Regions from separate parts of the Mus musculus genome. Here all the other regions are linked to region 2. Evidence: chromatin loops called from intact Hi-C (ENCODE). Cell type or tissue: heart. All regions are shown on one strand. Each heading gives the region's core, and the rest is flanking DNA. Links, peaks and the distances in the headings are about the cores only. Region 1 overlaps Gm34325 (a long non-coding RNA gene). Region 2 holds the start of n-THgtg3 (a tRNA gene). Region 3 has its middle 11 kb from the start of Gm34325.

Evidence for each region. A loop is a pair of places that touch in the nucleus more often than their neighbours do. Peaks named below come from ENCODE experiments on the same cell type or tissue, not always from the same donor. Only the 100,000 strongest peaks of a DNase experiment are listed, where the experiment ranks them.
Region 1: a loop joins it to region 2, with 2.3 times the contacts of the local background. A loop is called at or near these places in 4 of 42 quality-filtered maps.
Region 3: a loop joins it to region 2, with 9 times the contacts of the local background. A loop is called at or near these places in 24 of 42 quality-filtered maps.

The regions. Positions count from the first base shown.
Region 1 is chr2:122,572,090-122,582,758 of GRCm38, forward strand. It overlaps Gm34325 (a long non-coding RNA gene), which reads left to right. Exons shown (of 3, transcript XR_003953895.1): 2 at 8,173-8,228. Among named protein-coding and RNA genes, the nearest start is that of Gm34325, 7.7 kb to the left of the region's middle. In heart, for the core only: no CTCF peak of the experiment used is centred there; a DNase peak (open chromatin) is centred at 9,412; H3K27ac peaks cover 1,389 bases.
Region 2 is chr2:122,376,279-122,386,947 of GRCm38, forward strand. It overlaps Gm39918 (predicted gene, 39918), which reads left to right. Exons shown (of 3, transcript NR_166177.2): 2 at 9,216-9,354. It overlaps n-THgtg3 (a tRNA gene), which reads right to left and starts at 1,156; the gene lies at 1,085-1,156. n-THgtg5 (a tRNA gene) reads left to right here and starts at 1,690; the gene lies at 1,690-1,761. It also overlaps the pseudogene Gm24409. In heart, for the core only: CTCF peaks have their summits at 2,454 and 4,911 (motif pointing right); DNase peaks (open chromatin) are centred at 1,233, 4,633, 5,253, 5,613 and 2 weaker places; H3K4me3 peaks cover 2,184 bases; H3K27ac peaks cover 1,638 bases.
Region 3 is chr2:122,553,339-122,564,007 of GRCm38, forward strand. No RefSeq gene overlaps it. Among named protein-coding and RNA genes, the nearest start is that of Gm34325, 11 kb to the right of the region's middle. In heart, for the core only: a CTCF peak has its summit at 5,204 (motif pointing left); a DNase peak (open chromatin) is centred at 5,173.

The DNA.
Region 1 (10,669 bases), core at 1,473-9,472, 200 kb after region 2:
TCAGAAACAACTTGAGGAAGGAACCCCACAGCTTATATAAGCCCATTACTGAGGGATGCTAGGCAGGAACTCAAGCAGTGCTGGTACCTGGAGGTCTAAGCTGATGCAAAGGCTATGAAGGTAATGCTGCTTACTGGCTTGCTCCTTGTGGCTTGCTCATCCTGCTTTCTTATAGAACCCAGGACCCCCATCTCAAGAGTGGTACTGTCCACAGTGAGCTGTGCCCTCCCACACAGATCATCAATCACGAAAATGGCTAACAGGCTCGCCTACAGACCAATCCAGTTGGGGGGTATTTTCTTAATTGAGGTTCTCTCTTCCAAAATGACTTTAATTGATATCAAGTTGACATAAAAGTAGTCAGTACACACTCCCAGAAATTGTAAAGACCTGCTTGATTGACCTCTGTAACGGAGGAGTTGGAACCAAACCACCATGTTTTCCTAGACTCAGCCTGGGTGAGTCAGATTCTCAGGAAAAGATCTACAGTTAGGGGTCAGCCTCAGGGCTGACAGAGTCTTTCCTAACCCATACTAAATAACAGGAAGTTAACAAGGTTGTAAGCAAACTAGTAGCTTACTATTAGCTGTGGAGCAGACAGTTCTGCTTTCATTATGACAGAAGAACATAGTAATTTATAAGAGAGCTAATTCAACCTCTAGGCAGTGGGCTAGAGAGTCTCTAAGTGTCCTCTTGGTGATGGTCAGCCAGCAGGGGACTGAGTGAACTCTAGAGTGAAGGGGATTGACGGAGTTTTCTCTGAGCTCATCTAGGTAGCCATCTTGGGTCTAGAAAACAAACAGTAATGAATGAAGGCTTGTGTGTGTGTGTGTGTGTGTGTGTGTGTGTGTGTGTGTGTGTAAATTCCAAAGATCGTGACTGAAGCCAAATCAAAGCTAGTGCCCACACCAATGACCAGCCCATATTGCATGAGTGTATTTCCAGGGTTTCACGCAGTAGACAGGAAGATACTTTTGTTGTGTTTATGTTCTGTCTTACTGACACATTACCTGGGTGATGTGGTTTTTTTTTGGGGGGGGGGTCAGTTAGTCACAGCAGCTCTGCACGTGTTAGATATTTTTGTAATGTGGTAAATAACATAAATCTTTTCCATTAGTTAACCTATCTTCACCATCAAATTGCTCAGCCCCTCAGATTCTTTGCTGAGTCTACACACACACACACACACACACACACACACACACACTTAAGAAATTTCCCCCATGAGAGGAGCGCATTTCTGCCGCCAATCAGTTCACTTCAGGCTCTTCTGATGACTGATCACCTGGATCGCCAAATTACAAAATCAGGCACCCTCCCCCACCAACTAAAGTACCTTAGTGCTCCTGCTTCTTGGGCTGCTCTGTAAGCTTGGTAGCCAGGGTTCTTTAATTTGTGAGGACTGGAATCCTGATCCTAGTTATCTTGTAGAAAGTGATGCTGACTCTCCTACCACACACCTGCCCAGTCTGAACCTTCGCTGTTGGGAATCCATGTTTTAGTGGCGGTGACTTTGAAGGGTGTCATGTGCACTGGGAGAATCTCTTGTTAAATGTGGGCAAAGGCAAGGACACCAGATACTGATTCAATAATACAACCACAGCCTCTTATACCTGTGCAGCAAGGTGGATGTCTAATATGGCTCTGCTCCAACTCTAACCCCTCCAGGGTACCAGCTACTGGAGCTTGTGCAAGAGTTTCCCTGCTGGTCTTACATCTTTACTTTGGTCCCTTGTGAGCATGAGATCCCCAGGGGAATTTCCATCATATTCTAGAATTCAAGTCTCCTAATCACCTCACTCTTCGCTTCCTGTCTAATTATCTTTGGAACACAGAGTGTCAGCATTTATTCTCAAAGGAAGCTAGTGTCCATGGGTAGTGGACACATAAGGTAAATTTCCTGCTTGGTAAGAATGCTCTATGTCTAGGTGCCTTCTAGTGAGGTGGGGTTTTGTTTTGGGTCAAGCTGGACTGGATCTCCATCAATCCCCCTGTTTCTGCCTCCTAAGTGCTGAGTTACAAACATACACCCCCATTCTCCTTGCTCCCTTCACTGGTAAATCCTGGGATGTGTCAGGACTGCCTGTCTGTCCATACACTTCGGGTAGGTTAAGGTTCTAAAAACTTCATTGCAGATGGAGAATATTAGCTTTTGAGGGCAAAAGGGTTCTCTTTGAGAGAATTTTCAGTGGGTCAGGATTGCTCCAAATCATTTGACTTTTTTTTTTTAAATCCATTGAAACATTCCAGATTGTTCCATTTGGATTAGAGTATTTAGAACCTAATTGAAGCAAAAGTGACCTTTCTTGGGTAGCTGCAGGCTAGAACAGTTTCCCTTATCTGTACTCTGCTCATTGTCCAGTCTCCTGAGGTTTCCCTGAGATCCAAATGTGTATTCTGAGGGGCATAGCAAAAGATGCCGATTCTTTTGCAGTAGTTATTATCTGATACAAACAGCACTTCCTTCATCTCACCAGCTAAAGTATGGTCTACTAGGAGGGCAAGAATGAACAGGAATCTCTGTGCATGGTTGTCACTCAGGACAATATTCCGCCCCATCTGAAGTCAGAGTTCACACTTGCTTGAAGCATCACATTTGGAACAATATGCCCACTCTTAGATATAGGGATATACCGGGAGCTTCAAGAAACCTAGTGAAGTCACATCCTTACACAATTTTTAAACAAAACAAGCCTTACCATTTTCTTCACAATTTATTTTCAGATGTCACCCCAGATATATTTGTGAATAGCACAGCAGTTGTACTGATCTGGTCTTTTAACACAATAAACCCAACTGTCACATTTGAGACAGTGAGTGTTAAAAAACAAAGGCATCACAAGAAGTATCCCTCCCTTCTTTTAAAGATTATTTATTTATGTATATAAATGCTCTATTTGCATATATGCCTGCATGGCAGAAATGGACATCAAATCCCATTTTAGATGGTTGCCAGCCATTATGTTGTTGCTGGGAATTGAACTCAGGACTTCTGGAAGAGCAGCTGGTGCTCTTATCTGCTAAGCCATCTCTCCAGCCTGCCCTTCCAGTTTTGATTACTTTCTCCTGCCCAAAATATCAGCATAATTAACCAGGTCACTTGTAAAAGAATTATACTGCCTTTTCTAGGTAACATGTCACAAATGAGATTGTTAAAAGTGGTTAGTGATCCATGCCTGAAAGACAATCCCTTAGTGACCTATGAATAAGTCACTAAAAGTTTTGGGCAATGTATTGTCTCTACAGCTTGTCCTTCTCCAGCTAAAATCAATTTAAAGCCTCATCGTCATGGATATAGTTCCAAATATATGGAAAAGTGGAATGGCAGAATGTGATTTCCCCAATATGGAAATTTAGTTGCAGATTAATTAAGAGCCCCAAATCGCTTATGTAGTTACTGCCCAGGCAATTAGGAATGCTCGCTCCTCCTCTCCTAACCCCCACGCTTGACTCTCATGAAGTGAGCCAGATCTTTCTGCTTAGTGGACAAGCTCACTAACTTTTATCCGCTGACTCATCCAGGATCTCCTCCTGTGGTGGAAGTCAAGGACCTGAGCAGAGGCCCCGGGAGGCTCCAAGGGACTCTTCGGGCTGCAGCGTTGGCAGTGGACACTGCTGAGTTGCATTTTCTGCTGCCAGCGACACACTGACCTTGGCAGCGTGTCTCCCCATCGTTGGCTGCTGCCTTTACATGAATGGCAGTACTCTGAGATTTTAGCTTATCAAAATAGCTTTACCCAGAAGCAGGAGTGTGAATTCAACTCCAAATCAGGCAACCGGGTCAGAGTCAGGAAGCCACCACATCCCACTTTACACTCATATCTCACCTTATAGCAAAAATGTTCTTTCTTGTCACAGCTCCCTAGCCCCAGCACGTTACCATGTTCATCTTTATGATAAATGAGCCTTTCTCATTTCCCTAAGAAAATCTTTCTTGTCAGAAACTATGGAAAAATATGCCAGAATTCTATTCTTTCTCCTTCTCCTTCTCCTTCTCCTTCTCCTTCTCCTTCTCCTTCTCCTTCTCCTTCTCCTTCTCCTTCTCCTTCTCCTTCTCCTTCTCCTTCTCCTTCTCCTTCTCCTTCTCCTCCTCCTCCTCCTCCTCCTCCTCCTCCTCCTCCTCCTTCTTCTTCTTTATACTGTACATTTTAAAGAAAGCGTATTAGATTCCTAAGTTTTCAGGAAATGTGCCCTAAGATTAATTTTTATTGCTAATGACAGTGGGGCCCATAGCCTGCGGAAGCTGCCACTGTGTGGCTTCAACTCTGTGCCTATAGCAGCCGAGGTCCTGGGGATTAAACATCTCTGACTTTTGTGATGTATCAGCAGCTGTGCACATGTAAAAATAAACATCCCTCTCCAAAATAGGAGATCAGCCAGGAAATGATTATCAGTGTGCTGCTGTATATCATCTGCACTGTCCAGAGGGGCAGAGCTGCACCCTTGCTAATCTACGATGAGTAAAGAAAGAAAAGGGCTGTATAAGGCCCTCCCCAGGGATGCAGCCAAACCCCCCGACAGGAAGGCACAGTGACAGCTGAAGGCAATGCTTTCTACCAGGCAAGTGCTCTATCACTGAACTACATTCTCGGCAAATCCATGTCCTTGAACCGGAGGCTGCGTTGTTGAAACTAGCTTTCTTGGGTCCTTATTCCTAAGACTGTCGTCACTCGTTAATGAGCTTTGTCCACAAATCTGAAACCGTTTTAACATAGATGGGTGCAGACGTGCTAATAAAATCCAGACGGCTACTCTACACAAACTAATTCTTTAAACTGTGCGAGTGATCAAAGAGGATCCATGCAAGTCAAGGACACAGATTTGCTGTGGATGTCGTTCAGTGGTAGAGCACTTGGCTGCTACTCACAAAGCTGTGAGTTCAATCCCCAGCATCACAGCTAGGTAAACACCTTCACTCCCACAAAGTTCACGGGGAAAATGGGTAGCCGGTAAGTTAAATTTCAATGAAAGCCAATAATTTTGTTCTTTCATGGTTTAACAAAGTGAAAGAAAGAAAGAAAGAAAGAAAGAAAGAAAGAAAGAAAGAAAGAAAGAAAGAAAGAAAGAAAGAAAGAAAGAAAGAAAGAGAAAGGAAGGAAGGAAGGAAGGAAGGAAGGAAGGGAGGGAGGGAGGGAGGGAGGGAGAGAGAGAGAGAGAGAGAGAGAGAGAGAGAGAGAGAGAGAGAGAGAGAGAGAAAGAAAGAAAGGAATTAAGTCATTTCCTATACATCTGACAAATTAAGAAGACTTTGTTCCTTAAGGTAGAAGCAAAGGATACTTCTTAAGATCTCAACTTGGCTCTTGATTGGCAGTGTTAGGAGTTGCAGGGGCTGACAGTGAGAAGCGAGCCAGGGAGGATGGAGAGATAGGTAGATGTTCTGAGGGAATGTTGTAGAAAAACTGGTTTGGACTTTTGCTATCCCACTAGAGGTTTTTAGCCTAGGTTTGCAAAGTTTGCATTCACTTAGGTATTAATTAAGCTGCTGCCAGATGCCATTCTCAAAGACAGATTAACTGGGTCAAAGATTGTTATGCTTTGTATTTAAAAAAAAAATGTAGCACTGCTAAAGGAGTTAAGCATACATAATTTCCAGAATTTTCCCTAAGCTCAAAGAACTTGAACTCAGCTAGATATTTTTAAAAAAATACACTTAGGTATAATAAATTATATTTCGTAGTATTTTGTTATTACTCCTCACTGACTATTCGAATGTTATTCTATATACTTAATATTTATCTATACCATAGATAGAATGAAACAACTGTAATAATTGTATAATAATTATAATAATAAAAATAATTATTATTTGAGTTAGGATATTGTTATATAACCCAAGCTGTCCTTGAACTTATGGAAGTCCTCCTGCCTCAGACTTCCAAGTACTAGGACTACAGATATGTGAGCCAACATACTCAGTTCAGAAATGAATTTTCCAAATTCAGTCTATGTGATTTTTTTAAATTAAGATTTGCAATTTAATCTTATTATTTAATTTGCTGTTGTTGCAAATTTTATCTTTTACTTTATGGGTCTAAGTAACAAATGGGTATCAATGGTAATTGACAATTTGATTAGATAAAAAAAGATCAAATATTGCTATCTATGTCACTACATTTTTTTTTCTTGAACTTTAAGGGCTAGACTCACAGTTGTGGAATCTTTAGAAGCAGCGTTGGATATCAAAACCACTTGATTACTGTCTGTTATTTTCAAATAACTTACTTTAGCTTTTTTTTTCCAGAGCTCCTGCATATGTCCTAGAGTCTCAGAGTTGCTTTTCTTCCTCAATGGGAGAATAATAGAGGAAAAATATCCCTTGGCTACATTTGTGTGTGTGTGTGTGTGTGTGTGTGTTGTGTGTGTGATAGTATCAATAACTTTTTTTTAGATATTTTCTTCATTTACATTTCAAATGCTATCCCCAAAGCCCCCTATACCCTCCCTGCCCCCCACCCCTCCTCCCCAACCCACCCACTCCTGCTTCCTGGCCCTGGCATTCCCCTATACTGGGGCATATGATCTTCGCAATACCAAGGGCCTCTCCTCCCATTGATGGCCAACTAGGCCATCCTCTGCTACATATGCAACTAGAGACACAGTTCTGGGGAGTACTGGTTAGTTCATATTGTTATTCCACCTATAGGGTTGTAGACCCCTTTAGCTCCTTGAGTACTTTCTCTAGCTCCTTCATTAGGGGCCCTGTGTTCCATACAATAGATGACTGTGAGCATCCACTTCTGTATTTGCCAGGCACTGGCATACCCTCACAAGACAGAGCTATATCAGGGTCCTATCAGCAAAATCTTTCTGGCATATGCAATAGTGTCTGGGTTTGGTGGTTGTATATGGTATGGATCCCAGGGTGGGGTCTCTGGATGGTCCTTCCTTCCATCTCAGCTCTGAACTTTGCCTCTGTAATTCTTCCCATGGGTATTTTGTTCCCCATTCTAAGAAGGAGCGAAGTATCCACACTTTGATCTTCCTTCTTCTTGAGTTTCATGAGTTTTGCAAATTGTATCTTGGATATTCTAAGTTTCTGAGCTAATATCTGCTTATCAGTGAGTGCATATCATGTGTGTTCTTTCGTGATTGGGTTACCTCACTCAGGATGATATCCTCCAGATTCATGCATTTGCCTAAGAATTTCATGAATTCATTGTTTTTAATAGCTGAGTAGTACTCCATTGTGTAAATGTACCACATTTTCTATATCCATTTCTCTGTTGAGGGACATCTGGCTTCTTTCCAGCTTCTTGCTATTATAAATAAGGCTGCTCTGAACATGGTGGAGCATGTGTCCTTATTACAAGTTGGAACATCTTCTGGGTATATGTCCAGGAGAGGAATTGCTGGATCTTTCAGTAGTACTATGTCCAATTTTCTGAGGAACCGCTTGGCTACCTTTAGATAGGTGATTTTATGCATCTAGTTGAATAGGTTGCCACTCACAATAGGTCAAATACCAGTGCAGAAGTTACATCATACAAGAGGGCATTTTAAAGTGTGGCTAGCATTTAAATCAGTGGATTTGGGGTACAGACTTTATCCAATCAGCTGAGGACCAGCATGTCAAAACTGACAATATCTGAAGGAGAAAGAATTCTCAGACTGCAACATGAAAACCCAGCCTGGGCAGCCTGTGGCCCCACCCTGGGAGTTTTGGATTCAAGGCTGGCAACTACAGTTTCTAACCTGAATTTTCAGCCCACCAAGCTGCCCTACAAATGTTAGACTTGCCAGATCCATCTACTTCCTGAGCCAGTTCCTTAAGAATCTCAGGCCTGCTTCTCTGGAGAACCATGACTAATACAAAGGTCCTAAGAAGAGCGTTGCCATTCTACCCTTAAGTTTATCCTGGTTTCTTTGACACCAGGTTTCTATGAATCCTATACTTGCATCTATTTGTAAAATGTTCTCTGAGGCATTATGGATTTCCCCAGCTCTAACAGGTGTTTATTGTTCATTGCTTCTTATTTTCTGAAGCCTATTATTCCTTTATCTTTTGTAGGAAAAAAAAAAGTAATGCTAGAATACAAATAGGGGGCCCCAAATAATGAACATTTACATAACAAAATCATAAGTGCAAAGTCTTATTGTTTGCAGTTGGCACTCTCAGAGGTACAGTAAGCCTTGAGAATTACCTATTTAGTAATGTTCATTTTCTCCTTTTAGGATACAGTTTACTGTGTCTGTGGAAGCATGAACCAAGAAGAAGGAGGAGTATTTAGGTGAGTTTAAGATTAAAAATCCCACAAAAATATATGACTGACAGCAGTGGTGAGGGTAAAATGCATGCTGGATGGGAATAGTGATAAGCTAGGAGTTTCTGTAGCTTTTCTTGTAACGGGCTGGTAGCACGGAGAGCAGTTGGTCGCCTTTCCTATGACCTTTCTAAGACTGCCATGAAGTTCTTTCCCACAGGAGTCTCATGTGAGTCCACATTTGTCAAGTGGCAAGTAGATGCCTCTTTGAGTCTCAGTGATGTAAACACACAGAAATGATTCAGTCCACGAGGAATGAAAAGTATCCGTTTGGCTCCTCGGTGCGTGGAACAGAAGTTTGCAAGAATCAGCAACTTTTGTTTTCGTGCCAACCACATGTAAAAGACCTTAGTTGAGTTTCTTGGAATGGGGGGAGGGCTGGAGAGATGGCTCAGTCGCTAAAGCATGAGGACCTTGTGTTGGGATCGCCAGGACCTATGCAAAATATAAGACACTATAGTCCTCACTCTGGGAAGGCAGAGTCCAGAGGGCTTGCAGATTGGTACGCTAAATAGGTGAACTCTGTGCTCAGCTAGAGACCTTGTGCCAAAAAACAGAGAAGAGAGCAATTGAAGAAGCTAACATTGCTCTCTCTGTCTTTGTGTTTTTGTGTCTGTCTGTCTGTATCTGTCTGTCTCTGTCTGTCTCTGACTCTGTGTATGTCTCTGTTTCTCTCTGTGTCTCTCTGTGTGTGCGTGTGTCTGTCTGTCTGTCTGTCTGCCTCTCTCTCTCTCTCTCTCTCTCTCTCTCTCTCTCTCTCACACACACACACACACACACACACCAGAAAAGCAAACAACCAGAAGAAAACAGACCCCCACATCCCCAGTGAAATTATGAAGGAACTAAAGTTTTGTTATTTCTGGCTTGTTGTTGCTATTTTTCAGTCTCACTGTGTAGCCCTGGCTGGATTAGAGCTCGCTATGTAGACCAGGCTGGTATTGAGATCACAGAAACCCACCTGTCTCTGTTTCCTGAGTGCTAGAAAGCAGTTGGATTCTGGATATAGTTTAAGTAGGCACATTCCCTGGGGACTTGGTGTGAAACAAGGAAATGAGCAGAATCAGTAATGAATCTGCTAATGGCTGCTTGTTCCCTGCGAGGATAGGATTGCCTCAGCTCAACAGGAGGAGCCAGGGAGGAGCAGGGTTGGCAGGAAAGACCAGAAATCCAGTTTGGAGCAGGCCCATCAGATAGTAAAGTGGAAATCTTGGCAGTTGAATATATGCATGTAGACAAGACAAGGCAGGATATAAAGAACACACTTTCAAGCCCTTTAGATAGCACTGCTGCTGATGGTCATTTGAGATGGAAGGTCATGAGCCTTGGGAAGACAAAAGAGTAATGAGAACAGTTAGGTGGAGAGGTGAGGGTAGAGACCGAAGTGAAGTAGCTTGCAAGAGGAAGCATGTGAGAGCTGCAGGCAGGGAGGAGGGATGGTGCCTTTCTGTAGAGACAGTGGAAACAGTTGCCAGAGGAGGAAGTGAGGCCAAGAGAGCTTTCCTTTGTTTTCCCTGTTAAGTGGGAAAGTGATAACATAGCTGTATATTTAGAATGGAAATGACTAATAGGAAAAAAAAACAGAGAAGGAATTGCTGAGGGAAGCTGGTTTTAGAATGTCTTGTAAAGCGGTTGTAACTTTGTGTCTACTGTGGCCCATTCCAGGGGCCATAAATGCACAAGGTTCTGGTTATGGAGGTGATGGTACTGGAAAGGGCCTTTGAGGTCCTTAAGGAAGCTCAGTCCCTGTGTCCCTGAAGGTAGGATGTGTGGATGATATTCAGACTCAGTGTCTCAGATTTGACTCAGGGAAACATTTTTTCCTTCTCCTGGGCCTCCACACAAAACCCAACCACACAGCTTTTATTTGTAACATGGGCAGAAAGAGATTTTTAGCATTTGTGGTCACTGGAAGAGGGGAAAAAATGGTAGAAAGTTAGGCCTGCTCACAAAATTACATAAGAAAATTTACTTAGCATGTTAAAAGGTTGTAGGTATACATAGTGCATGCATGCCATATGTATAGTGACACACGATTATGAGTCTAGCACTTGAGAAACTGAGGCAGGGGGCTTCGGATAAGGCCAACCTGGGCTACATAGAGATACATCATCCCAAAAGAAAAACAAGTGAAGGCTCATTATTCGGTGTATATGTGTGTCTGTGTCCTTGTGTGTGTTCATGTCATGTGTGTGTGTGTGTGTGTGTGCATGTGTGTGTGTGTATGTGTGTGTGTGTGTGTGTGTATCCACAAGCAGCACATGTGTGAAGGTCAGAGGACAACTCTCAGGGGTTCTTTCCTCTTACCACCATATCTGGGAATAGAACTCAAGTCACCAGACTGCATGGCAAATACTTTTACTTGCTGAGCAATTTTGCTGGCCTTAAATTTTAAATAACCAAGAAAA
Region 2 (10,669 bases), core at 1,089-9,088:
GGTTTCTCACAAGTGAGTTCAAAGTGGCCACTTTTTACTCTCCTCTGCAGAGCCACCAGAGATCTCGCAAAACACCAGCTAAATCCTTTCACTATTTCACGTCCCAGACTGCAGGACATCCGCCTGCTTTTCCCTCACGCGGCTTTCAGTGTCGTTTCCCGCCCCCAGCGACTGGCGCCCATTCACTCAACAGGTTCTTGAGGTTCTAGCTGTCAGCCGAGCCAGGCCCTAGAGCGCTGTGGGAGCGGGCAGGTCCTAAAAATGACCCAGGGAGAACACTTAGGAGAGGAATCACGACAGACAGAGCCTTTTAATGACTGTGTTCAACCCTTTGTACATTAAATTGCTGTTTGACAGATTCCCATTCTCCTTGTAAAAGCTATCTCAAATGTCACACCCTCTGCGGAGCTGCTGCTGCTTCTTCTTCTTCTTCTTCTTCTTCTTCTTCTTCTTCTTCTTCTTCTTCTTCTTCTTCTTCTTCTTCTTCTTCTTCTTCTTCTTCTTTTCTTCTTCTTCTTCTTCTTCTTCTTCTTCTTCTTCTTCTTCTTCTTCTTCTTCTTCTTCTTCTTCTTCTTCTTCCTTCTTCTTCTTCTTCTTCTTCTTCTTCTTCTTCTTCTTCTTCTTCTTCTTCTTCTTCTTCTTCTTCTTCTTCTTTCTTCTTCTTCTTCTTCTTCTTCTTCTTCTTCTTCTTCTTCTTCTTCTTCTTCTTCTTCTTCTTCTTCTTCTTCTTCTTCTTTTTTTAAATCACTTCGGCGTCTACGTTACTGCTTTGATGGAAATTTGTAAAAAGTATGTATAGGAGACTAAGAAAAACCAACGTATTTTTACAATATATATTGAAAACAGTTAGATATATACATTGCATTTTTCTGGCTGACGCAATTCTCTGTACTTCGGGTGCAAACACCATCCCTCTAACATACTGGAAGCTTTTGTGCGCCTGCAGTTTAATTTAGCCCGCGCTGGTATAAAACCCTAATTCTCAACAGGCAGTTTGAGATTAATTTTCTAGAATGTTAGCTAAGTATTAAAATCGAACAGAAGAATAAAATACAGCTCCCTTGCCGTGCCATTGTTGCCACAATGCCGTGACTCGGATTCGAACCGAGGTTGCTGCGGCCACAACGCAGAGTACTAACCACTATACGATCACGGCGAGCTACCGGGAACTTAAGGTCAGGACTCCTTCCTTGGTCTCTTCTGTGTTGGATGCCCCGCCCCTTTTGACGTCATCGGGTTGCTGGCATTTGTTTCTGCCTATCAACGGCGGGACTTATGAGTGTGCGCAGGCGCTTTGGTTTCCCTGGCTAGATCTGTGCGCTAGCGTAAAGAAGCCCTCCGCTTCGCAGCAGTGGTAACAGCGGCCGACTGGGCCTCTTTTTTTCCTTGTTTTTTTTATTTAATTTTTAATTTTAATTTTGAGTCTGTGTCTGATTCGGGACAGGCTGGCCTCTAACGTCCCGAGTTTTAGGTTCCTAGGCGCCACCACGCTGGGCTTGCCAAGCATTTTCATGGCTGTCTTTTTGTGGTGCGTTTCCAAGCCAAATAGAAACTCAAGAAGACTGTGGTCAATCGTTGTGGTTCGCTGGGGCCCCCCCAGTACATCAGCATAGGGATGGCAGGGGATGGATCGTCCCTGTCTCAAGAGTCGCACTGGTTACACAGCACAGTGTGGCGTTCCGGTAGCTCGCCGTGATCGTATAGTGGTTAGTACTCTGCGTTGTGGCCGCAGCAACCTCGGTTCGAATCCGAGTCACGGCATTGTGGCAACAATGGTACGGCAAGGGCGCCTTTTTAGTGAAGGCGTTGTAATGCCCGGGCTAATTCTCCTATGTCCCTGTTGCTCATGATGAAGGCATTATAATGCGTGGTTAATTCTCAAAAACACTATACTATGTCACGAGCGACTGACTTTACAGCTTGTTGGTTTAGTCACCTTACTTTTGTTAATATCTCTGCGTGGTACTTTCTATTTTCCTAATTCAACGGTTAATCACATTTTAGTCTTTTAAAAACCTTACAAGACTTAAGAGTTCATCACGGAGGGCATAGGAATTATAGGAACAATGCGAAAATTAGGGGTTAGAATTAAAATTAGGGTTAGGTAGGAAAACAAACCGAACCTTTTTTGGTTCAGATCATATGACAAATGAAAGATACTACCACACTGAAGGGACTAGTTTTTTGTGGTCACTGTGGCGTGCTAAGATAGCCTCGTGGGTGCTGGTGTTTTTCTCCTCTTCCCAGTCTACCTCACATTAAAGCAAATTATCACGTTGTTTTGTGTGCTCTTAAAAAAAACCCTCAAGCTCCACAAATTCGGGTCTATTATTCGGCATTAGGCCAAATGGAAGTGAATTTTCCACCTAGCTCTTGAATGCTTACTTGATGGTGGCTGTGTGGTTGTCAAGAAAGGACCCAGAGAAGAATGAAGTTCTCCAGCTCCTCCTAGGGGCTCTGGGATGGCAAAGCAAGTCAGGAAACATTCCTGGGAAAGATAGGTGTTGTAATGTCTTTCACCCATAATCCATCAGAACAGCTTACTGAACAGTGTAGAAAATCAAGACTTCATTGCAGCCCCACCCCCTAAGTCCCTAAACAAACAAAAGACAACAAAAACCACCCTCGCAGGCTGTAATTTCCCTGGGTCTCCTGGCATTTTAGGAGATTTGGTGAGTTTAAAGCCACATAACAGGACAGCTTGCGCCTTACAAGTGTTGCTGAACAAAATATAGTAGGTGAATGTGAAAACCCATTGGGCTTTGTGTGAACAGTCATGTATCTAGGCAGTATCACCAAACCCAGCAGACTAGTCACCAGGACTGTGGCAGCTGTTCCTGGGCTGGCCTTGCTAGCCCTGTTCCCATGAGCTGCACCCACACCAGGGCTTGGGAGAGATGCAAGCATTCCCTCCTGAGGGAGACATAAACCAGGTCGACCTCCCTCTCTAAGGTCCCAGTAACAAAGAAAGTACAGTTCTGTCAGAGGTCCCTCAGGAACTAGAAGGTTGTTGGGTTTATTTATAGAGTCTGAGTGAGGGGTTACTGACAGGTGACCATAAAGTGGCCACATTAGAAAGTCTTCACCCAGCAAGATGACTTCTTCCTGAAGTCACATAGAGGGAGTCCCCTTCAGTCAACCTCCCCCAGCATGTAAACTGTCTCTGGAGACCCGAGGTCACATGAAATTAGAGCAGAATGGCATGCAGGTGCCCAGGAAGAGTGACTGGGGTCTTAGGGAGAGTCCTGTGACCAACAGCAACCATCCACTGGCTCAGTCATGATGGCTGCTTCCAACCAGGCACAACTGACCTGGTCAAGACAGTTGCTCTTTTGCTTGGATGACGAAGGAGGAAGGAACAGTCACTCTGATATTATTTAGGGTGCAGCAAGCGGTCCATTTTATGTGTTAATTAAGTCAAAGGCAGGAAAAGTTTGAAAGTGAAGCAAAGCCAAGGTTTATTCAAAGTGGACAATTTCATAGAGTTAAAAAAGAAAAGGAAAGGAAAGGAAAGGAAAGGAAAGGAAAGGAAAGGAAAGGAAAGGAAAGGAAAGGAAAGGAAAGGAAAGGAAAGGAAAGGAAAGTTCCTCCGGGCAGGCAACTTGTCAATCTAGCAGCCCAGAGGAGGAGAATGTCGAGAGAAAGAGTGAAAGGGAAAAGCCATTTAAGTAAAGCCAGAAAGGAAGGGTGCATCAGAGAAAGAGTAAGGAAGCCCAGTTACTATAGTGGAAAAGCACATATAGGCTCTGGAAGCAGAGAAATAGCCAAGAAAGAACCAAAAGGAAATATTTACAGCTTTTAAAACCAGGACTCATTAAGGTGGGCAGACCCAGCAGGATCTCATAGCAGCTTGTAGGAACTGTACCAGGAACAGACATTCCGGGAAGCCAAAGTATAGCATTTTGTTAAAGAGATAATTGTTCCATTTGTCTCTTTAGCATGGTTTAAGGTGAGCCTTCCTAGGGGTGGTCCCTTGGCAAGATGATTGACAAACTGTCTTAGCTTCTGGGTAGCTGGAGTTGTTAGATCTCCATTCACGTGAGAGCTTTCATCCTGTTGACAGAACTAGGCTGTTCTGTTGCTGTGTCAACTCTCTACGAACACAGTAAAACAGTCAAGAAAACACAGCTCAGAAACACCTGGTATCTGAGATACCCCACTGGTCACCCATATCTACGGCCAAGAATGCAGAGGAAGCTAAGGAAATGTAGCATGACCCAGATGCTGCAGGGTCTGGCAGTGGGGTTGGGTGGGGTGGAGTGCAGGAGGATGCTCAGGTTGACAGCTGCCCTTCTGGACAGGAATATTGTCACTCTGGAGATGGGACAACCTAGCCTCTACTAAGGAACTCTGCTTGTTTTCCTTGCTCTGATTTCTGGGCGTCAGATCAGGCTGATCTAGTGACTTGCCTGCCCATTAGACTTGCCTTCAGGGAAGAGGGACCATTGCTGTTGACAAGCCCCTGAGTTCTTGGCTTGGCTTGTACACCTTACTGTGTTGTTTTCTGTTCAGACTCCTGGGCAAGATTGGTGGGATTCATTTCTTCTGCTTATCTGGGCTGATGAGGCTTCTGGGCTGGCAATGGTGAGAGCCAGAGCCCCCGAGAGCCTGGCCTGGGATGACGTCACCATGACCCAGTTGGCACACTCAGCGGCCAATCGACACCCTCCTTCCCTGCTCTCACCTTAAAACTGTTTTGTTTTGTTCGCTTTTGTTTGTGTTTTATGCTATAAATGTTGTCACTAGACACCACCTTTTCTAGGTTGGAGTGCCCGTAAAGAAGCAGGCGGTGTTAAGAGTTCCTTCAGCGGACATCCCAGCTCCAGCAGTCTCCATTTTGGTTAGATTTCTCCAGGTTTCCCATCAGCTCTTAACTTTTTTTTTTCCAGCAGCGACCTTTAACTCCACTAGGAGGCGCTCTATCCCAAGCGGTTGACTTGGGAAGCAGAAACTAGGGGAGTCAATTAATTTGGGAGACACATCTGACCTAGTTGAGGCATCCCTCTGGCTTCTCCAGAAGTTCCACACTCAAGTTCTTCCTCTCCACTCCCTTTTCTTCTTCCCCTCCGTCCATCATTCATCAAACAAGACTCATTTTGCTCTTAAAATACTGAGTATGGAGGACTACAAAGCTGCGGACGAAGCATTTGGTCCAGAGTGGTTGATTTTCCAGCTGCATTTGTCACCTGACATAAGCTCAGGTCAAGGGCACACACGCCCGCGTCAGCTGGTCTCTTGTTTCTAGATCTTTCCACACTCATAAGAGGGCTCGAGGAGTTCCTGTGGGACTTGACTCCTGTCCCAAGACCTGAAACTTTTTCCTGAGTCCGGAAGATAGATAGCAGGGAGTGGTTTCCAGACATTATTCTAGAAGTGACCAATTGGAAGAAGCTTTCTGTCATAGAGTAAGTAAAAGGTCAATGTGGTAAAACGACATTAAGATTTCATGTCTCTCCAGTCAGAATGGCGGCTCTCAGGATCATTAATGACAACCATTGCTGGTGTGTGTGACACGAGGGGAGCTCCTACACACTGTTGTGGGGTTTGTAGATAGTGCAGCCACTTTGTAAAGCAGACACCTGGAAGTGTCTCAGAGGACGACAACCTGGACTGCCACATGACCCAGCGACACCACTCCTGGGCGCACACCCAGTGGGTTTCACATCCTACCACAGATGTGTGCAAATCCATGCTTGGTGCAATAGCCAGGAAATGGAATCAACTGAGATGTCGGTCCACAGATGGATGGTTGAGAAAACGGTGCCTCTGATACATACATATCCCACTGATACTAGTGGGAGCACTAGTCAGCTCTGAAGAAAAACAAAATAATGAAATTTGCAGCAACTGCAAGAACCTGTACAGAGTAAGGGAACTCAGGTCCCAAAGGACAAAGTCACATGCTCTCTCGTATTTGTGGATCCTAGCGTCAAGTCTTTTGTGTGTTTAACCTGGAGCACAGTGGAAGCCAGGAAGGGGCATTTGGGGGGCACATTAGGGGAGGGTGGTAAATTATAGGTAAATGAAAGGAGAGAGGCAGAAAGTAGATGGTACAAAGGGTCAGGGAGCTGGGGCCTGGGCAGCTAAGCGCTGTGGAAGTCTGCTACCTCACAGTCGAAACATAGAGGGCTAGCGGAAAATGTGTGGGAGGAAATGAGGGCTGAGGGTTAAGTGGGGATGGTGCAGGCTCTCATGAGAGGAGGGGAGAGTGAGTGGGTTAACCAGCGCTAAGGGTGTGTACAAAGCCTAATGGAAAGCCACTAAGTTAGTACTCTAATTTCAAAATAGGACTTCAAAAACAATTTTAACAGAATTATCCTGCATGGGTGGACAATGACAATCTCAGACTACATGGGTTATTACATGAAAATTGCAAAGTATGGGAGTTACTGGTCAGAGATGCCCTAGAGGTCTCCAACCCCAACTTCTGCATTGGCCTTGCTTAGCTGCCATGGTGAGACTATACACTAAGACCCTGTTGCTGAAGTGTGTGGTCCCTTTGGCTACAGAACATAGAAAACAACCAATCTCACACTGTGGTAGTTTGTATATGCTTGGCATATACAAGGGAATGGCACTACTAGAAGGTGTGGCCTTGTTGGAGGAAATACGTCAACTGTCAATGTGGCAGTGGACTTTGAGACCTTCCTCCCAGTCACTTGGGAACCAGTCATCTGTTTCTCTTTGGAAGAAGATGTAGAACTCTCAGCTCCTCTAGCACCTTGCCTGCCTGGATGCTGCCATGCTTCCCACCATGATGATAATGGACTGAACTTCAGAATCAGTAAGCCAGCCCCAATTAAATGTTGTCCTTATAAGAGTTGCCTTGGCCATGGTGTCTCTTCAGAGCAATGGAAACCCTAACTAAGATACAAATCTACCTGGAGACTTCCTCTCTGCTGGCCATCTTACAGAGGGCCAGAGGGTACTATGCAGACTACAGAGGAGAAAGATATCAGTGGTCTTTCTTACCTGGTGCTTGGCCTTCCATACACAGGCCTGCCAGGCAAGAGGTGCCACGAGGTGCACAAATGTTACAGAGTGATAACCAGTGTCTGATTGGGTTGAGGCCTGCTCCACAGGAGGCACTCTGATGCCTTATAATGTAATCTTGGTCAAAAGCTCGTGCCTGGGAGGCCGCAGGCTCTAGGATAGAACCGGCTGTTGTTATTTTCCTGAATAGTCTTGCCAAATTGTCTCCTAAGTATTGATGTAGATGTTGTCACTCTTAACCTTAGCCAGAGAAGATTCTTTCTTCAGGAGGGAGCAGCCAGTGCAGAGCTTCTTAGTCAAAGTGTTGAGAACAAAAGGCCCGATGTGCAGCCTTAGACAGGATAGCATTATAACCCTGCTGAGGCTCAGGGGACATCTTGGAAGAGGAGATGGGGAGGATGGAGGAACTGCAGAGTGGGAGGGGTGCTGTGAAGTGCTGCCCCCAGGACAGGATGTAGCTGGCTTCCACTCTCATGAACTCAGAAGCCACAGTTACCTGCACAAAATCAAACAGCACACCTTACCACGGACAGGGCTATTGACAGGTAGCTGAGTGTCGGATCTCCTACCCTGCTGAGGAATTAATCAGATGGGCGAAGATCCTGCTGGGAGTTGTGAATTAATTTCTTTGGATGCTCAAGCTCTGAATTAAGTCATGACAGGAACAGTCACGTTGTCAATGTCTCAGGCCACCCCAGCCTTGTGGCCCTGCTGCCACTGCCCCTTAAGTGTTGGGATGACAGATCAGAAAGTTACCAAAGTGCAGCAGAGCGAGTGCCTCAGTGGGAGACAGTTCTGAGGGCTGTGGATGGAGATGGCAGTGGTCTTGTGCTGGGGCTTGCAGATGCTGGCCCTGCTGTCTCACACTCTTCCTTCTGTGAGTGCACACCCATGTTATCTCTCTGGAGATACAATTCTCATAGAAGGGCTCCTGTTGGAATACACTAGACTAGTCCCATTTTAACTTCTTTAGAGCCTTCCACATAGGCTCTGGCCTGAAGTATGAGTTTTAGGAGTTTGATATTCAAATTTTAGAGGAACATGATACAGTCCATAATGGGAAGTAATTGTAGGCTAAGTTCTCCAGTGTCGGCAGGCCTCCGTGGTGGACATGGAGTTTTTAAGCTCCTTTGATTTGTAGAATCTATTTCTTCTAGGACTGGCAAAGCAACACCATGGTTAGGAGAAAATGCCCCCTAGGCCCTGGCATTGGAACCCTTGATTCCCAGTCAGTCGTGCTGTTTGGAGAGGTTTAGGCGCTGCAGCCTACCTAGCTAGAAAGAGGAGCACAACTGGGGACTTTGAGAGTAAAGCCTACCTACCTTCGTGCTGATGCTGAGAGTGCCAGCCATCTCTGCTTTTCCCACCATGCCTGCTTCCTACTGCCATGCCCTCCTGTCACGATGCACTCCTGTCCATCTTGAACAACAGGCTCAGATAAACTCTTCTATAAGTTGTCTTGGCCATGGTGTTTTATCACAGCAGCAGAAAAGAAACTAATGCACCATTTAGACTAAGGAAAAGATACTTAACAGGGGACCTGGCAAGTTGACTCAGTGGGTGAAAATGCCTGCCACCCAAGCCTGGTGACCCGAGTTACATACCTGGAACCCACGTAAGGTGGAAAGAGAACAGACCAACTACACAAAGTTGCCCTCTGACCTCCAGATACGTGCTATGGCATGTGCCCCACTTCATTCACCATGCACACACATGATGATGATGATGGTGAGTAGTGACAATAGCAGCAATAATAAAATAAACTTAATAGAAAGAATAAATAATAAGGGCTCTTCTGGTACCTTTGAGCCCATGGAGGCCAGCTGTGGACAGAACTTGTTTAAGTCACAAGTGTCTAGAGAGTTGTGGGGCAATGGCATTTTTGTTGGTTATGAGCAGGCCTCCTCCAGAACTAAAAAGACTACTGCTTAAACTGAAAGTGTTTCTACCTGAGATGAAACCAAGCTTTGCACAGGCAAGTGATGTGCTCATGTGTACAAAGCAAAAAGCAACATAGCGTCCCCTAGCGGCAAACCAAACAGAAGCAGAGTAATTTGGGGTAAAAGAGGCGACTGGGGCCAATGGAAAGAGTGTCAAGCCTTGTGGCAAATTCCAAACATTCTTGCTCATGCCATTGGACACAGTGTCTCTATGATGCTGTACCCCTCATGTACTTATGTTTTTCTTTCTTATTTCTGGTATTTATTTATTTTTATTTAAAGGGGAGCATGAATACAGTTCCCCATATCACAGATCATGTGGCAGTGGAGAAACCATAGGTGTCAGTGCATCTCAGGAGCAAGGCATGGGCCTCACCTTGAGAAAACCACCTCGATTCGATTATGGTCTTTCTTTTGCCAGGTAAGTGTGCTCTTCTCTTTTAGATTTATCTATCTATCTATCTATCTATCTATCTATCTATCTATCTATCTATCTATCTATCTATCTATCCATCCATCCATCCTTCTATCTATCTATCTATCTATCTATCTATCTATCTATCTATCTATCTATCTATCTATCTATCTATCTATCTGTCAGAAGGCAGGACCTTCATCTCATCAGGACCACAGCCATACAGGGTAGCCTGAAACTCACCTGGCTGGTGTCAAACTTGCAGAAGCCCATGGTGCCTTGACGTCCCAAGTTGCCAGGGCTCGAGACATGCACAACCCTGTCTGGACTGCTCTAGTCTTTTAAAATCTTGGTTAAGTATGTCTATTTACTTGAGCCCCTGAATATAATTTTAAAACAATTAATTAACTTGTTTATTTCTTCATGGTGCTGGGTGTCTGAAGCAGGGTCCCAGGCATGTTAACCAAGTGCTCTACCACTGAGCTGAACTTGCAGGCCAGCCTAGAACCTAGAGCAAGAGGCAGGTGTCTCACTCTGCTCACGCTAGGGCAGCAGAACATCTCAGCTCTGCTGGCTACATCCCTAACTTACTTACAATGATCTCTTTGCTTTTATGGGTGGCTGAATCATTTCATTCAGCGGCTTAGAGGTGGGGAAGGGCTAAAGAGGTCAGGAGGAGCTGCTGTTCTCAGCAGGACAGATCTCTCTCCACTCACAGATTTCAACTGTCCCACAACTGAGGAGGACAGAAGACACAGGGGTGCTTTCTGACCTGGGGTCCTTCCAGCAAGGGCACTGATTTCAGACCGATTCTTTTTTTTTTTTTTTTTTTTTGGTTTTTCGAGACAGGGTTTCTCTGTATAGCTCTGGCTGTCCTGGAACTCACTTTGTAGATCAGGCTGGCCTCGTGTGCCACCACTGCCCAGCTAATTTAATATTTCTTATCAAAGCTTGTGTGGCTTCTGGTAAATAGAAGACTGATAGTCTTAAATATTAAAATTAAAAATAAAGATAGCTGAATATGTTGGACATGTTTGTGATCCCATCACTTGGGAGGGAGACTAGGTAGAGGGGATGATACTCAAGTTATGTGCATGCCTCTGCAACCACTACCACCACACTAGTAAAGAGCCAAGGGAAGCAAGAAGGTAGTTCATTTGAACACGACTTAGGAGCTAGTGTTTGGTCAGACTTTGGGAATCTGACCCCAAGCATTTTTACAGATTGACAAGCTTACAGCAAGATCCCAGGGAGGGGCCCTTGTGGCCTGGGGCACACAGCACCAAGGCCACAAGGTTGTTACCACATTTGCTCCCAGCCT
Region 3 (10,669 bases), core at 1,311-9,310, 180 kb after region 2:
TAAAGGCAGACCTATGAGAATTATACCAGACTTCTCACAAGAGACTATGAAAACTAGAAGATCCTGGGCAGATCTCATACAGACCCTAAGAGAACACAAATGCCAGCCCAGACTACAATACCCAACAAAACTCTCAATTACCATAGATGGAGAATCCAAGATATTACATAACAAAACCAAATTTACACATTATCTTTGATAATCCCAGCCCTACAAAGGATAATAAATGGAAAACCCCAACACAAGGAGGGAAACTATACCCTAGAATAAGCAAGAAAGTAATCTTCTTTCAACAGACCCCAAAGAAGATAACCACACAAACATAAAAATAACATCAAAAATAATGGGAAGCAACAACCACTATTCCTTAATATCTATTAACATCAGTGGCCTCAATTCCCCAATAAAAAGACATAGACTAAGAGACTGGATATGTAAACAGGACCCAGCATTTTGCTGCATACAGGAAATGCACCTGAGTGTCAAAGACAGATAATACCTCAGAGTAAAGAGCTGGAAAACAATTTTCTAAGCAAACGGTCCCAAGAAACAAGCTGGAGTAGCTATTCTGATATTGACATTCAAAGTTATCAAAAAGGATAAGGAAGGACACTTCATACTCATCAAAGGAAAAATCTACCAAGAAGAATTCTCAATTTTTCACATCTATGCTCCAAGTGCAAGGGTACCCACACTGATAAAAGAAACTTTACTAAAGTTGAAAACACACATTGAACCCCACACAATAATAGTGGGAATTTTCAACACACCCACTCTCCTCAATGAACAGATCATGGAAACACAAACTAAACAGAGGAAACTCAAATGATTGAGAAGCACCTAAAGAAATGTTCAATATCCTTAGTCATCAGGGAAATGCAAATCAAAACAACCCTGAGATTCCACCTCACACCAATCAGAATGGCTAAGATCACAAACTCAGGTGCCAGCAGATGTTGGCAAGGATATAGAGAAAGAGGAACACTCCTCCATTGCTGATGGGATTGCAAGCTGATACCACCCCTCTGGAAATCAGTCTGGCAGTTCCTCACTAAATTGGACATAGTACTACTGGAGGACCCAGCTATACCACTACTGGGCATATACCTAGAAGATGCTCCAGCATGTAATAAGGATACATGTTCCACTATGTTCATAGCAGCCTTATTTATAATATCTAGAAGCTGGAAACAACCCAGGTGTCCCTCAACAGAGGAATGGATACAGAAAATGTGGTGTTCTTTGTATCTTGATGGGTCTTGTTAAGACCCTGAATACAGTAATTATGGGACCTTTGTTTATGCTTTGTTCCTTAACTACTCAGTTTATGCTTTGTTTGTTTCTTGACTACTTTGTTTATAACTTAGGACTGGCCATATTGTTTGTATGTATCTAGAATGATATAAAAGCAGACTGGAAAAGGATAAACCCTCTTCAGCCTCAGAACTGGCTGTTATAATGTTGTCTAATTGTCTTTTTCTTTTCAATCCTCACTCTCTCCCTGGAGACCCCACTGGCTGGCATTACTGTTTACAACTTTTCTGGACTCAGCTAACCTTTCCTGACTTTAATTCCCTGAACAGCTTTCACTGATTTATCTATACTCCTGTCTGAGTCTGATGGCTTTTTTACTCTTGTCTTTTAGCCAAGTTTATGGTGAGAAAGAACAGAAATATGTAAAAAGAGAAATTTAGCCAAGAAAGATATTTGAGCCCAGTTAAAGTTGTGAGCAAAGTTCTCACGACAAAGGAGCCACAGTAGTTAAAGGAATAAGCAGGGTTAAGGAGAAGCCTTACTCTCTGCATTGAGACACTAGGAAAGGCCTGCTGAGGGCAAAGGCCTACCCAACCAAAGGCTTTAGGGTATGAAAATGGAGATTCACGTGAAAAAGAATGCTTAAACAAAGAGTATTCATGCAAGGGTTTCCTAATTCAAAACAGCTTCTGAGGAAAGTTTGTCCCTAGATTTGGCTACCAACTACACAGGTCACTATAGTTGTGGTGAGAGAGGCCAGGGTAGATCTGTGCTAGCTGCAAAACTTGATGTTACTGTTCATGTGGTACTGGGTTTTTAGGCATGCGAGATACAAGAGTTGGTACAGCCTTTATGGAGGCCTTTACCAAGGTTCAAGGGCTACCCACACCCACTGGACTCCAGATGAGGTCACCAGAGTCCTGGATGGTGGACAATGCAGGGTTTGGAGTTTCCCACACTAGGTTTCAGTCTCTGGTCGGCGGTTATCTGTTATTTCTCTACTCTTTCCTTTGGGAATGGGAATGTTTATTCTGTGCCATTTTATGTTGGAATTACGTAATTTCGTTCCCGACTTTACAGGTACTCAACGTAAAGAGATTGCTTCGCATCTCAGAAAAGACTTTGGGCTTCTAGACAGTGTTGGAGCTTTAAGACCTTAAAGACTTTGGAATTGGATTTGAATGCATTTTCACCATGAGATGGCAATGAGCCTGTTGGGGCCCAGGGTTAGGATCCTATGGTTTGAGTGTGAAATGTCTCCTGTGGGCTTATTTTAAATAAACACTTGTTTCTAGCTGGTAGTGATATTTCAGAAGGTTGTGGAACCTTCTGGACATGGGGTCTAGATGGCCCAGGAGAGGATCAGATCTGGCTCCAGTTTCAGCCTGAGCTCGCTGGCCAATCACTAAGTTATGAGCAAGTTGCCTTCTCTCCCGCTGCAGTGGACAGGGCTGTCCTCACTGCTGTGATCACTGCTGTACTTTTCTCATCCTGAGACTGGTTAAAACAAGTGGCCCTTCCCCTAAGTCACTTCTGTCTGGTATTTTGTCCTACCACTAAAAATATATTCTTTTTTTTCCTTTCATAAATTTTTATTATTTAAATGTATTTTATATACCAAACATTAATAATATTATTTTGAGAATCAAATAATGCATAAACATTTGTTCAACTTTTATATTCATATCTTTTCATATCCTAAAAATATCATTAATGAATATTGAATACTATCCATAACTGAGGATCCTATACCTAATGTTGAATATTAAATTGTTTCAAAACATACAAAATATTCTTTGGGAATTAAGCATAGTAAAAAATGAATGGCCCTTCCCTTAAGTTGCTTCTGTCTGGTATTTTGTCCTACCACTAAAAAAAAAATATTCTTGATGAAGCAAAATGAAACTAAATTTAATGTATAAACTCCTAGAACAAAAACAAATGGAAGTGGAAATATCCTAATATTCAAATAAGTTTTGTGCTCTAGATAATAGCATTATACTGCGGTTGACCTCTTGTTCTTGATGGTGATACTTATATAAGATGCTAGCATTAGACAAAGCTATGAGGAAATGATAAGTTGTTTCTGTAACATTTCCTTAAGCCTGAAATTAGTTAAAAATAAATTGGCTTTGGATTGTTTGAAACAAGGTTTCCTGTGTAGCTCATGCTGGCCTGAAGCACAAGATCTTCCTTTATATGTATGCACCACCATATCTCGCTTCAAAGATCAATCTTAGAGCCACAAGAACTAAAACAATTAACATTATGTGTACCATTATCGGTGCATAGAAAGTACAGCACTACCTAGAAGGAATTTGTGTGTGTGTGTGTGTGTGTGTGTGTGTGTGTGTGTGTGTGCATGGATGTACAATTATGCATGCCTAGATATGTGCAGAGGCAAAAGGAGCTCAGGTGTCCCGCTCAATCTCTCTGCCTCATTTCCTCTAGAAAGGACCTCTCACTGAACCTAGTGTTCCCATTTTCCCCTGGATTCTGGCTGGCTAGTGAAGAAACTAGATTGTTTATGCTCATAATCACACCCATCTTTTACATGGGTCCTAGGGATCTGAACTTAGGTCCTCATGTTTGAACACCAAACACTATCCACTGAGACATCTCCCTACCCAGGGAGATCTTGAGAATCATAATCAGAAGGGTCTGGAGAGTTGGTTTAATGTTTAAGAACACTTGTTACCTTTCCAGAGGACTCAGGTATGATTCCCAGCACCCACATGTTACATGAAGGAGGGCTGAGGGGAGACAATCTTCTCTGTACCTCCAGTCCTAGGGGATCGTAAGCACAGACATGCTGTGGTGCACAGACATATATGCAGGCAAAATATTCATACACATAAAATACTTTTTAAAAAAATTATTTTTACCTCTAGTGCAAATATTGCATGTATAAGATAAAACAGATGAATAAAGTAACATCTCTAATACCAGAAGAGGGTCTTGGTGTTGGACTCTCACTCTATCAATAAATCAATTCAAACAGAAGTAAAATGGGGGGGGGGGTGATACTGCACTAGACTGAGAGATGCACAAAACTTCCAAGACTTAAAAGAATCTCAAGAGATGTAACTAAGTTAAATGAGTAACTTTTTGTTATTAATTTTGACTCTACAGGATAATTACAGTTTTTTCTTAGGTAATAGAAGAAATTAGCATTTTGGATATTGAATGACATTAAGGAATTAAGGACAAGATATGGCATTGTGATTATGCAAAAAAACCTATTTGCATAGTTCTCTTTTTCTTGTTTTGAGATGAGGTCTCATTGTGAAAGTTGACGTTGATCTAGTGGTCCTTCGGCATTGGCTTCCCAAGTGCTTGGAGTACAGCTGAGTGCCATCACACTCTGCTTATTCACATATTTCTTTTGAGATGCACATTGAATTATTTAGAGGTGACATATGTGACATGATCTCTGAGTTTGATTTAAAATTCTCTAGCCATATGACATGAAAGAGTAGACAGGATAAAACTAATGCACAGAGAGAAACTGGGAGCTGGGCACCTGGACTCCCCCCTTTTGCATTTGCCTGGAAAGTTTTATAATAAAAAAAATCTTAAATGGTTTGAAAAAGAATTATACTATGGTAAAATGAAGAAAACCATTAGGGGTAACAGAATACAGGAACAGCAGAGGAATAGGGCAGCTACTGTCCCTTGGGCTGAGAAAGGATTTCGAAAGAAGTAACCAATTTGGAAGTGCATCCATCTCTCTTACTGATAGCTAGGTTTTCTAGCAGAATAGAGGACTGGCCTACACCATTGACTGATGAAGTTTGTCCCCTTGCTCTGCCTGCAGGGCTATCAAGTGGGAAATTGAAGGCTGGAGTTCTGGGAAGCAGCTCATTGGGTTCTGAAAGAACTAACAGGAGAGGCTCAGTGGGGTGCCGCTGAGACTTCTTGGTAGGCAGCACCCCCTAGTGTGCCAGTACTGAAGGGAGGAGAGGGAGGGAGGGACAGAAGCCTTCAAGCTTACTTGTTAAGAGTTTATCTCTTCAGTGAAGCGTCTCCTAGACAGACTCTTCCTTTTCTTCCCATAAACTTCCCAGGATGTAACACCTCAATATCATGGTCAGTTATTCATCTACTCCTTCCTTGCTTAAAGTGCATTTTAAATAACAGAACTAGACGTTGCAGGTATCCTAGTTAGATGTGATTGAATGAACATCTTTTTGTTTCTGCTGCCTGTCCCACACCCTCTAAAATGACAATTATGTCAAACTGTACAAACACACAAGGACAAAGACACTGGGCAAAATGAAAACAGCGACCACCTTCTGAAAGCCATGGAGCAGATGCAAGAGTGGAATCTGACTTAGTGGAGTGGTGTGGGGCATTGGGCTCTGCACAGACAGGCTGGCCTCCAGTTGAGCTGAGGTCTGAACCCCGGAAATAGTGATAATTCACCTATGTGACACAGTAGGCGTTCCCTTATGCTCCTGGAACTCTGGCCCCTGCCTAAGTTGCCTCCCCCCAACCCCCAAACACACAAGAGAAGTATGGCTAGAAGTCACGTAGGCAATGGCTCAAGCTTCTGACCTTCAGGCTAAACTCCTCCCCAGTTACCTAGCAACAGTGAAGACCATAAAAAGGGCTGCTCAGCCCCACCTTGCTCTCTTACTTGTCTCTCACCCCTTTGTTTTCTTACCTCTCACTTCTCTCACTCCTCTCTCCTCTTTCCTCTCTCTTTGTCTTCTCCTCTCCTCTCCTCTCCTCTCCTCTCCTCTCCTCTCCTCTCCTCTCCTCTCCTCTCCTCTCCTCTCCTCTCCTCTCCTCTGCTCCCCCCTCTCTCTTCCTCTCTAGCCCCCTCCCTTCTCTTTTTTCCCCTGAATTTCTATAATAAAGCTCTAAAACCATAGAGAGTCTCTTCTCATCAAGATCCACTGTGCGCACACTCGCAGATGTTGGGAACCTCTTCCCTCATACCTCTCTCCTATAACTTTGGGACTTTAGCAAGGTAGCTCTGGGAATCCCAGGTAGGGCTGTCCCTTAGCCACCCCCCGAAGAATGGGCTAGAGGATGCCCACCCAGGAATGAGCAGAAGATGTATGGCAGTCCTCCCATGCCTGACTGACCAGAGAATAGGTGGAACTCTGGAGGGGCGTGGGTCTTTCTCCCTTCCCCCACTTCCCCAGGGCCCCCTTTTTAGTTCCCAACAGAATGGTAACCAGTAAACCATCAGTGAGGGAAGCGCAAGTGATGGGGCACTAGAAACCTCTGAATGGATAAAAGTGTCTGAGATAAAAATACAAGTCACAGTGGTGGGCAGGGTTGCTGTATTCACAGTGAAAATTCTGTGAAAGTCAATATGAAACATAGATGTCTTCTCTCCTTTCTCCAATTTGTTGTGGTAAATATTTAATATTAATTGAGAGTTTCTACCCATTAGTTCCCAGATAAAAGACACAAAACCTTTTTTACTTATGATAAGCCTTTAAAGCACTAGAGCTAGAACTAGAGGGCAGATATCTACCCTCTTAGCTATTAGCATCTACTCTCCTCTCAATAACCCCAAGTTATTTAATTTGCCATGTTCCAATTATTAACTTCAATTGGGTAGCCCTCATGGCCATGTTTTCATGACTCACCTACTCCATCTTCTCTCCACTCTCTTGCGGTCTCCTGCATTGGACTCCAAGCCCAGGAACCAAACCCTGCCCGTCTTCTGTCCAGTTATAGACTGTAGGCATCTTTATTCACCAATAAGTGATAACTTGGGGGAAGGGCAAGGTTACATAGCATCACTTGGTCTGCATGAGAATCTCCTCATCCTCAAGGCAGCCAGGACCAGTGTTTAGCCATGGCCAGCCTCTCTTTTTCTACCTTTTCTCCTTCCCCCTGCCTTTCTACAATAAAGCTCTAAAACCATAGACTGTCTCTGCTCATCAAGGCCCGTCATGCTTGAACGATGGGATAGGCTTTCCCCTAAGGAGCCCCATCTAACCTCCCGCTGGAAGGCCTTCCTGTGCTCCAGCCAGGAACTGGACCAAGGACTCTTGCCAGTGTGAGAACCATCCAGTGCTGCCCTCTCCCCCTGTTCTCTCCTCCTTTCTGCCCAGGAGCTGACCGAGCCGCCCCCAGGTACTCAATTTGTTCTTGGCTATTCCGTGATATCCAGCATGGGATGCTGGAGGCTGAGAACCTGGTACCTAGGGCTGCCCCCTTGTCCACCCCCAAGGGCTGGGTCCATAGTTTCCCACATGGCAGCACACGGGTTATCTCCCACTTCCTCTTTCCCCCACACCCACTGCCCCGCAGGCAGCCAGACTCACCTCTTCAGACATTCCCCACTGGAAAACTCATTAGCCTGAACTGGAGAAGCCTCCAAGTTTAAGGAACTCTTCAGACTTAGGCGGCCTCAGCCTCCCTCCTATCCTGTACCATCCCTGTTGTGGGTCTCAGAGTTTTTCCACAGTTTTATTTTATTGTGTTAAGATCACTCAAGGTGAAATGTCCACACAAAGTTCAAAACCTTTTATGGTGAGACAGTTTCATATGTGAACATGATGAATTTTAGTTATTACCACCAGCTATCCTTTCTTTCATCCGTCTGTCTGTTTGTCTGTCTGTCCGTCTGCCTCTCTTTTTCACTGGACCCTTTCTTCTTAGAAAGTCTCCATCTTGATTTTGTGTCTTTCTGTGTGTGACCCAGTAAGTTCGGTTAGTTTATTATTGCCTGAGTATGGGCAGGAGGTTACCTAATAGAACTTAACAAGCAACTTAACAGTGGTGACACCACAGAATGTTGACACCCCTCCCCCCAGAACTGTGAACCACTAATCAGAATATAGGGGATGGGAGGGGCTTCATGGCTCCTCCCCCATCCTTGATGAAATGTTGAGGGCTCTGATCTTTCGCAGATAACCACAGCCGCAATGAGTCAGGCATGTAATGGCTCTGGCATGCTTTTTCATTTAGGGCTAAGAACTCCATCGTCATTTACTGTAGACACTTGGGCCAGCTATTTCTGCATTAACTGCCATCCGCAGTAAAAAAAATCACTGATGAAGACTGGGTGAGACACTAATATATATGTATACACGTGAGTATTTTTGACACCATAACTGAGCTTTTTGACAGCATAACTGAGCACTGAGCAAAACAATGGTCGTAGGTTCCTCTTAGGGTCTATGGGCTCCATTAGCCACGGTATCTTCACCAATTTATCTAATCAGACACGAGTTCTTATCTGCGGAGCAGGTCTCAAACCGAATCAGAAAGTGATTGGTTACTACCATAACAGCCATGCCACATCTTGCCTGAAGGTTGCTCACTATTGTTGTCTACATGATTCACAGGGGGATAAGACCGTTGATCTCTTTTATATACCAGGAGCCAATACATTTTTATTGTGCTGTGTTATACAGCAGACTGTAAGAGCTTTTTTGTCTTCCTTAGCTGATATGGTATGATAGTCTTTGCTCTTAAACATATGATTTAAAGATCACCTCAGACACTCAAAGAATACCTCCAGAGAAAAGAAATGCATACAATTGGCAAGAAAACATCATTTAAAGACCTTAAGATCTACTGTTGATAGTAAAAGAAGATATAGCAGGCTCCCCTCCCTAGAAAGGAAGCTTTGAGGGGGGAAAAATACCATTTAAAAGGATGCTGTAAAAATGCAAAGATACCATAGCAGAAATTAAAAATACATAAAATGAAAATTAAAAAGAAAGCAGGTTCTGGGCATAGGCCAATGGCAGAGTGCGTGCTCTGTGTTCAATCTTCTGGGTTCAGTCTATAGCCACCCCTTAAACAAACCAAAGAAATGAACAAGACCAACCAACTAACTGCAACATCCTCCCCACACCTTCAAAAGCAGAAGGAAGAGAGGCAAGGAGACCTCTCCACTTTGAAGCTGCTGTCCCCACAGGTTACAGTTTAGAGTTGCAATGCTTTCTTTTCCCATTTCACCACTAAGATACCAGAACAGAGAAATTTCCCAACAGGCAGTGGAAACAATTCTTTATTCTGGAATTAAGTATTTCAACCTAAAACAACTCCATTAGATTGAACACCAACCTGTTCAGTTAGTCAGGTTGTTCACTTACCGACAAGATGGAGCCGCTGGTCTCCAGACCCTTGCTCTCTGTAACCACGTCCTTAAACCATCACCCCTCCCCAATCCTGATTAAGATCTCTCTTAAACTAGATTTCAAAATACCTCATCTTCCCCCTGCCTCTGAGAGACTACCAAGACAAGAGACTACCAAGACAGGGAAGTTTAGAAAATGTAGCTTTGTTATTCAGTAGGCTATTTTGGTAATGTTTGTTTGTTTGTTTGTTTGTTTTCGAGATAGAGTTTCTCTGTATAGCCCTGACTGTGCTGGAACTCACTTTGTAGACCAGGCTGGCCTTGAACTCAGAAATCCACCTGCCTCTGCCTCCCAAGTTCTGAAATTAAAGGTGTGTGTCACCACTGCTCGACTTATTTTGGTAATTTTTTTTATTATGTATTTTCCTCAATTACATTTCCAATGCTATCCCAAAAGTACCCCATACCCCCCCCACTTCCCTACCCACCCATTCCAATTTTTTTTTTTTGGCCCTGTCGTTCCCTTGTAATGGGGCATAAAAAGTTTGTGTGTCCAATAGGCCTCTCTTTCCAGTGATGGCCGACTAGGCCTTCTTTTGATACATATGCAGCTAGAGTCAAGAGCTCTGGGGTACTGGTTAATTCATAATGTTGTTCCACCTATGGGGTTGCAGATCCCTTTAGCTCCTTGGGTACTTTCTCTAGCTCCTCCATTGGGAGCCCTGTGATCCATCCAATAGCTGACTGTGAGCATCCACTTCTGTGTTTGCTAGGCCACGGCATAGTCTCACAAGACACAGCTATATCTGATTCCTTTCAGCAAAATCTTGCTAGTGTATGCAATGGTGTCAGCATTTGGAAGCTGATTATGGGGTGGATCCCTGGATATGGCAGTCTCTAGATGGTCCATCCTTTCGTCACAGCTCCAAACTTTGTCTCTGTAACTCCTTCCATGGGTGTTTTGTTCCCAATTCTAAGAAGAGGCAGTGTCCACACTTTGGTCTTCATTCTTCTTGACTTTCATGCGTTTAACAAATTGTATCTTATATCTTGGGCATCCTAAGTTTCTGGGCTAATATCCACTTATCAGTGGGTACATATTGTGTGAGTTCCTTTGTGAATGTGTTACCTCACTCAGGATGATGCCCTCCAGGTCCATCCATTTGCCTAAGAATTTCATAAATTCATTCTTTTTAATAGCTGAGTAGTACTCCATTGTGTAAATGTACCACATTTTCTGTATCCATTCCTCTTTCGAGGGACATCTGGGTTCTTTCCAGCTTCTGGCTATTATAAATAAGGCTGCTATGAACATACTGGAGCATGTGTCCTTCTTACCGGTTGGGACATCTTCTGGAT